Linked DNA regions of Homo sapiens: region 2 is linked to region 1. The links are chromatin contacts, found by Hi-C in ENCODE. All regions are on one chromosome and are shown on one strand. Each heading gives the region's core, a stretch centred on a gene start or an enhancer-like site at or near the end of the contact. The rest is flanking DNA. Distances are from core to core; before and after follow the strand shown. Region 1 holds the start of NOC3L (NOC3 like DNA replication regulator). Region 2 holds the start of SORBS1 (sorbin and SH3 domain containing 1).

What was found. Hi-C counts contacts between places; a loop is a spot of excess contacts on that map. Pooled maps may share reads with other maps.
Region 2: a loop to region 1 is called in a pooled map, with 9 times the contacts of the local background. The contact joins the promoter of SORBS1 here to the promoter of NOC3L in region 1. A Hi-C loop is called at or near these places in 5 of 50 pooled maps.

The regions. Positions count from the first base shown.
Region 1 is chr10:94,361,576-94,364,592 of GRCh38, forward strand. It overlaps NOC3L (NOC3 like DNA replication regulator), which reads right to left and starts at 1,364. Exons shown (of 21, transcript NM_022451.11): 1 at 1,255-1,364; 2 at 90-297. The coding sequence starts at 1,263. RefSeq lists an enhancer at 1,038-1,297 and a silencer at 1,438-1,567.
Region 2 is chr10:95,559,540-95,562,778 of GRCh38, forward strand. SORBS1 (sorbin and SH3 domain containing 1) reads right to left here and starts at 1,832. Exons shown (of 33, transcript NM_001034954.3): 1 at 1,781-1,832. RefSeq lists an enhancer at 1,415-2,177 and silencers at 1,662-1,771, 1,812-2,181.

The sequences.
Region 1 (3,017 bases), core at 114-2,613:
AGCGATTACTAGAAAGCAAAGTTATTTCCATGAAGAACACTTCAGAATAAATCAATGGAAACCAGAGCACATGATGTTTTCACAATTACCTGGTCGCTTTTCCTTTGGGTTCTCCAATGGAATGGGTTTCTTAGACACAGCATCTTTCACAGCTTGCCTTAGTTTCCTCTGTTCTTTTCGGTACTTCTTGAGAGTGCTTTGTTGTTTAAACTGCTTATTTTTTAGCTTGTTTTCAAGTTTGACTTTACTAGTTTTTATTAACTTGCGAAAGCTTGGGATCTGTTTTTTATTTCTTCTCTAGAAAATAACAGAAAGAATACTGCATACCCAGAAACTTATTTTTTAAATCAGGTTAAAGAGAACTGATTACAAATTTCATTAGACCAATTCCACAATTTCAATGTCCCACAGCCACAGACTTGCATATAAAAGCTAAAACCAAACGATGGCTTTAATCCTACAGAAGAGCGCTACAGCATCAGTTATTCAATCCCAATTCACAGCAATTCAAAGGGTTCTACGATCCCCAAACAGGTTAAGAACCACTGATCTAGTAGTGGTAAGTGGCTATTCAAGGCTAGTTTAACACACCTGTAGTTTAACACATTCAAAGCAAAATGCTGGCTGTCTTTAATAAAACTTACATTTATCTACGATTTTATTACTTACAAAGTGCTCCAACAAATCACCTCTAACAGCCTAGTTGAGTACTGACTGCTGTTATCCTCACATTACTGATGAAGCTGCCAAAAGACCCATAAACTAAGGAGGGCAAAACTGAATTCGGATCTTTGGATTCCACTTCTCTTGCTGGTGACTCATTCAGAAATCCCAAAGTTAGTCCTGAACCCCAGGACTACCTCTTATTTTCTGGGAGAACCAGGACAAATCACTTGCTTTTCTATCTCTTTACCCTTCATGGGTACCGTGACTCACATTATAAACTCGCTGAGGGTAGGACCCTGCTTCTCATTTGTGAAAAACGAGTTCGAAAGACGGTCTTGAAAAATTCCTTCAAAGTATGAAATCCCACGCATGCAAAACTCCGTGCCTGTCTCTTCGTGATACTCTGAAGTGGTGCGCGCACACAGTGGGTAACCAAGGATGAGCTCGGTGTAAGGAATGGAAAGCCCCCAGTCTAAACCACCGCCCCCTAGACACGGGTGAAAACCTGCCTAAAAGCTAACTCAGGCAGTGACTCTATCACCCGAAGGGGCCCTAGGCCGCGGCGACCGGGCTTTTGAGGACACTTACCGCCTTCATCCTTAGGCCTTAAATGAATGCCGGCCAGACAAGTTCACCAGAAGCAGGGTTACTACAGAAATCCCGGGGAATGACACACGTGCCGAAGTCCCTACACTACCAGAGCCGGAAACGGCCTTCAGTCCCTCCCAATCCTCCGCCGCCGGAAGTGAGGGCGGGACTTCCGTAGACAGGTTCGGGCTCGCGCCCTCTCGCGGTGACTGTCTCGCGGCCCTGGACCGGTTGCCCCCCGGCGTGCGCGCGCGGACTGGCACGAGGGAAGCCCCGAGGGCGTCGGTGCCAAAGGCGGGAAGCCGGGCGGGAGGGGCGCATTTTGCAAGGTTATCTGAGTATGATTCTTTGACTCTCGCCCTATTTATTTCTTTTAAAACCTTGGGGAAATCGGGCTCCTCCTCTCAGAATGAGAGGACTTGGTTTTTTCGGTCACCTCATTGCATTTTGTGCCTCTCCTCACGTTGCTTATCTCATGCTGTTATAGATACTGATTTTCGTAGTCTTTTTCCTCCATACAGTCCTGAGGGCAGAAAGAAGCTTATTTTTTGTGTGTAATGCCTGCCCCTCGACGGACATTCTGGCCGTGTTTGTAGCATGGCGAATGATTTCTCATCAGCCTTGGTCACTTAAAAGTCTGTGATTCTTAGTGTTTTATTTTGCATTTTTTTTTTGCTTTAATTTTTAACCATTAGCTGATAAAGAACTGTATCCATGGCTGGGTGCGGTGGTTCACGCTTGTAATCCCAGCACTTAGGGAGGCAGAGGCGGGTGGATCACCTGAGTTCCAGGAGTTCGAGACCAGCCTGGCCAACATGGTGAAACCCTGTCTCTACTAAAAATACAAAAATCAGCCAGACATGGTGGCGTGCGCCTGTAATCCTAGCTACTCGGGAGGCTGAGGCAGGAGAATCGCTTGAACCCAGGAGGCAGAGGTTGCAGTGAGTCGAGATCACACCACTGCACTCCAGCCTGGGTGACAGAGCAAGACTGTCTAAAAAATAAAAATAAAAATAAAAAACTGTATCTGCATTTCAGTATCTTACAACTTTGGGTAAATTCTGTCTGCTTAGTAATTTCACCAAAGTCGTTTTTTGTTTTTGTTTTTTGAGACGGAGTCTTGCTCTGGCGCCCAGGCTGGAGTGCAGTGGCGCAATCTGGGCTCATTGCAAGCTCTGCCTTCTGGGTTCACGCCATTCTCCTGCCTCAGCCTCCCGAGTAACTGGAACTACAGGCGCCCGCCACCACGCCCAGCTAATTTTTTTTGTATTTTTAGTAGAGACGGGGTTTCACCGTGTTAGCCAGGATGGTCTCGATCTCCTGACCTCGTGATTCGCCCACCTTGGCCTCCCAAAGTGCTGGGATAACAGGCATGAGCCACCGCGCCCCGCCTAAAGTCGTTCATTTTTACAGGAAGTTTTATGGATTGCAAGAATAAGAGTATCAAAGTGCTTGTCTCTCAAAGACTTTTTTTTCTCAATAAATTTAAGCATTCCACTTCAAGTTTTTTGTGGGTTTTTTTGAGTCTATGATTTTTGAGCATGGCCCTGACACAGAGTCTGGCCTCGCAGTCCTGAGCAGGTGGGAAAACCCAGTAGTGCGGCTCAAAGGGTTCTGAGCCCCTTGAATAGTGTTGCTCTTAGAGAGACTGAGGGAAAAAAGTACCAATTTCCTGATCCCACCACAAAGACCAAGAGGTCCATCTGGCACTCTTCTTTCAACCTCCCTTCCAACTTCTTCCTTGCTCTGTCTCCTTCCACACA
Region 2 (3,239 bases), core at 582-3,081, 1.2 Mb after region 1:
TCGCCAAAGGAGTGGTCTCAGGGCCCTCCAGCTGAGAAATGTGCTCTCTGCAACCCCTGGAGAACTAACCCTTTCCTAACCATCTGCTCCAACAGTGCCTTGGGCAAAGGTGCCAACAGACCAACCCTTCCCTTCTTTCCCCTCAGGCCAAGAAAGAGACATCAGAGCTTGGTTGGCAAGGGGCTATTTAAGGCAGCATCCAGAGGGCGGGGCAGAAAACTGCTGGAGGCATCCTCCTCCTCCACCCCTCCCCCTCACAGCCCAAACACACGCCCCTCACTCTGTAGACAGCCATCTGCCTCATCGGTGTCTGAAGGCTGTAGATATGTCCATCATCTGTCTTCTGTCATTGATGCTGCTGACCCCTCTGTGTCCACCCCACTTTTAATCCAACCCTCCTCTCTTCGATCACCACCAAGATACCTTTCCAACCAAAACCACAGAATTGAATCTAAGCAGAGGAGCTCAAAACACAAGGAGAGTGAAGACAGCCAATCCATCCCCCGCCTCCACTTAAGAGGAAAAAAGGGCGCGGGGGGCTGGGCGGGGGGGGGGGTGTTGAGGGGAGAGATGGAGTCAGAGGCCTGACACGCCAGATAGGTTCCATGATGTCTCTAGATGAACCTCCCTCCTATTGACGATGAAACCAATTCCAGCAATTTCAGCAGGTCGGCCCTGTGACAACAGGGGCATCCCAACGCTCAGTGTTTAAAACAAAAATCCAAAGGCTCGCCCAGAACATGCTGGGAAAAACCGAGGACTGAACAAAACGAGCCATGCTCAGTGGGATCCCTTCTGCTTTTACGTAGCAATGTAATAGCGTAATAAATTCTTGTCTGCCTGGAGAAAGCATGCACTGGTGAATTTCAAAGCCATCTTACGACAGCGGATGCATGGGGATGCAGAATTCGACAGCACATTCCCCCATGAAGGAAACATAATGACTTCAAGCCTCTTTCCCCTCTATCTTGAATGGCGCTACCACGTATCAAGGAAGCCACATCGGAAAGCAGCGAGGTGGTAGCAGGGGATGCCCGGGGAATTCGGAGAAAGGAGTTGCTTGCTGTCCATGTCGGTGATGAGCTGCCTAGCAAGATGCTGTCAGCCACTCGGGGAGAAGAAGGGGCACGGGCGGCACGGGCAGGCGCCGTGTCCCCGGCGCATACTAGTCCCCGTTCATTCAGGCGGGTCCGGCCAACCGCGTCGTCCTTGCGCCCCTCCCGCCGCCCTCTCCAGGGGATGCTGATGAATGAACACACCTGAGATGCCTCCATCCCGCCGCTCGCTCCCTCCGCCTTCCTCTGGCTGCTGCAGAGGTGCCCCTCCTCGGTAGTTTCACTTTACAGCACAAACCCATTCGGGCTTTGATGTCTCCTCCACCCACCCAAATTGCAGCCACCCTGAGACGGGCGGACATTCTCTCCTAGCAGAGGCCATGATCGTACTACCCCACACCCACCAAAAAAGGAAATTTAAAAACCCCCAACCCTGGAAGCCCCCAGATCCTCCGCACCCTGGGGAACTTTCCTTGAAAGACTGGGGATTCGCCGAGCAGGCAGGATGGACGGTTCGGCCGCGAGGGACCACCGCTTTCCCTGTGCCCATGGGGGGATGCTCTGGGGGAGGGGGTCCCCCAAGTCCCTCCAACAGCTGGCCCTTTAAATGCGCCTCCTCCGAGCGCGGAACAAAGGCGCCGCCCGCGGGGGCCGAGCCGCGCACACCCCCGGCGCTGCCGCCGCCGAGCGGGCAAGCGCGGCCGGGCGGGCGAGCGCGGGCTTACCTTGCTGGTCGCCGGGCGGGCGGGCTGCGCGCGTCCGCCCCACTCGCACTACACGCTGCAGCTGGCCCCGCTCTGTTTTTCTGGGACTCAGCGCTGACTTCACCGACACTCCGCGGACAACCAATGGGCTGCGGTGCCCGCCCCCTCATTAGCATGCCTCTGGAACCGTCCACTCTGGCAGCGCCCGGCCAGCGGGCGGTGCCGGGGGCGGGGCCGGGCCCAGCCGTGACAGGAAGGGGCGTGTGCGCGGATGGGAGGCGAAGAAGTGTCCGGCGCCCGGCTCCTGGCATTGTGAGCCCGCCGGCCTCCGCCGGTAACGGGCGCGCGGGCCTAGTAACCCTTTCCGTCCTGGCCGGGCCGGACGCTGGCCTGGCGCGCCTTCTGGTCCTTCGGAAGGGTCGCCCACGGGGAGCTTGGAAGGAACCTTAGACGTAAAATAACAGTGATAAGTTATTTAACTCCTGGGCCTCAGTTTACCCATCTGTAAAATGGCATAATAGTCCGACTTCGTAAAATCTAGTGAAGATTAACATAGTTAACATAGGTGATGCATTTTGATCAGTTCCTGGCCGTCGTGCTACATAAACGTTTGCTGTTGTCATTCGTGTGCTCTGTACCAGCCAGTGTGCTTAATGCTTCCCGGATATTTCCTCATTTGATCCTCTTAGCCTGATAAGAGAGGAACGATTACTAATCCATATTTTTCTAGTGAGAAAACTGAAAATAATTACTATTTTTATGCAGGAAAACTGAGGTGTAGTTTAAGTGGCTTGTCCGAGGTCACACAGCAAGTGGTGCAACCAGGATTTGAACCCAGGCTCTGAGATTTCACTCATGCAACACACATATATTTAGAGGCTCTGTGGCAGTGCTGGACCCCAGTGTTAACTGCAGAGAACAAGACAGGCAAGGCCTTTTCCCTTAGGAAGCTTCCATTTTAGTGGAGACAAGTAAATAAATAAGATCCTCTACAATGTGAAAAGTAGAGTGCATACAATGCAACAAGGTCATTGCAAGTGGGGGGAAGGCACCGTGTTAGATGGGGTTCAGAGCTAACCACTGTGCTATGCCATTCTCCTGACCTCCTCTAGTCCCCCTCAGAGTTACAGAAAAGGAAACAGAGACAGGGATCAGAGTGGGGAATCTGCTGGCCCAAGGTCGCAGAGCCAGCAAGTACTGGTCTGGAACTTGCTCCCTCCATGCCCAGCTTCCCACATCCCTGAAGATAAGACACTCGCCCTTTGGGCTGAGCACAACTGATTTTTGTCAGCTGCCCTTGCAAGCATCTTCAGCCAGAGCACATTCTCAGTGAACAGGCTGTGGGTGGCAGGGTAAAGACTGGCCTTGATAACTGCACAGACTGATCGGAAACTCATCAGCAAAGATTCTTAGATGTCAGGGAACGGTGACAAGTCTTTGGTGACCACCTGGTGTCCTCTGCTGTGTATTAAAAAAAAAA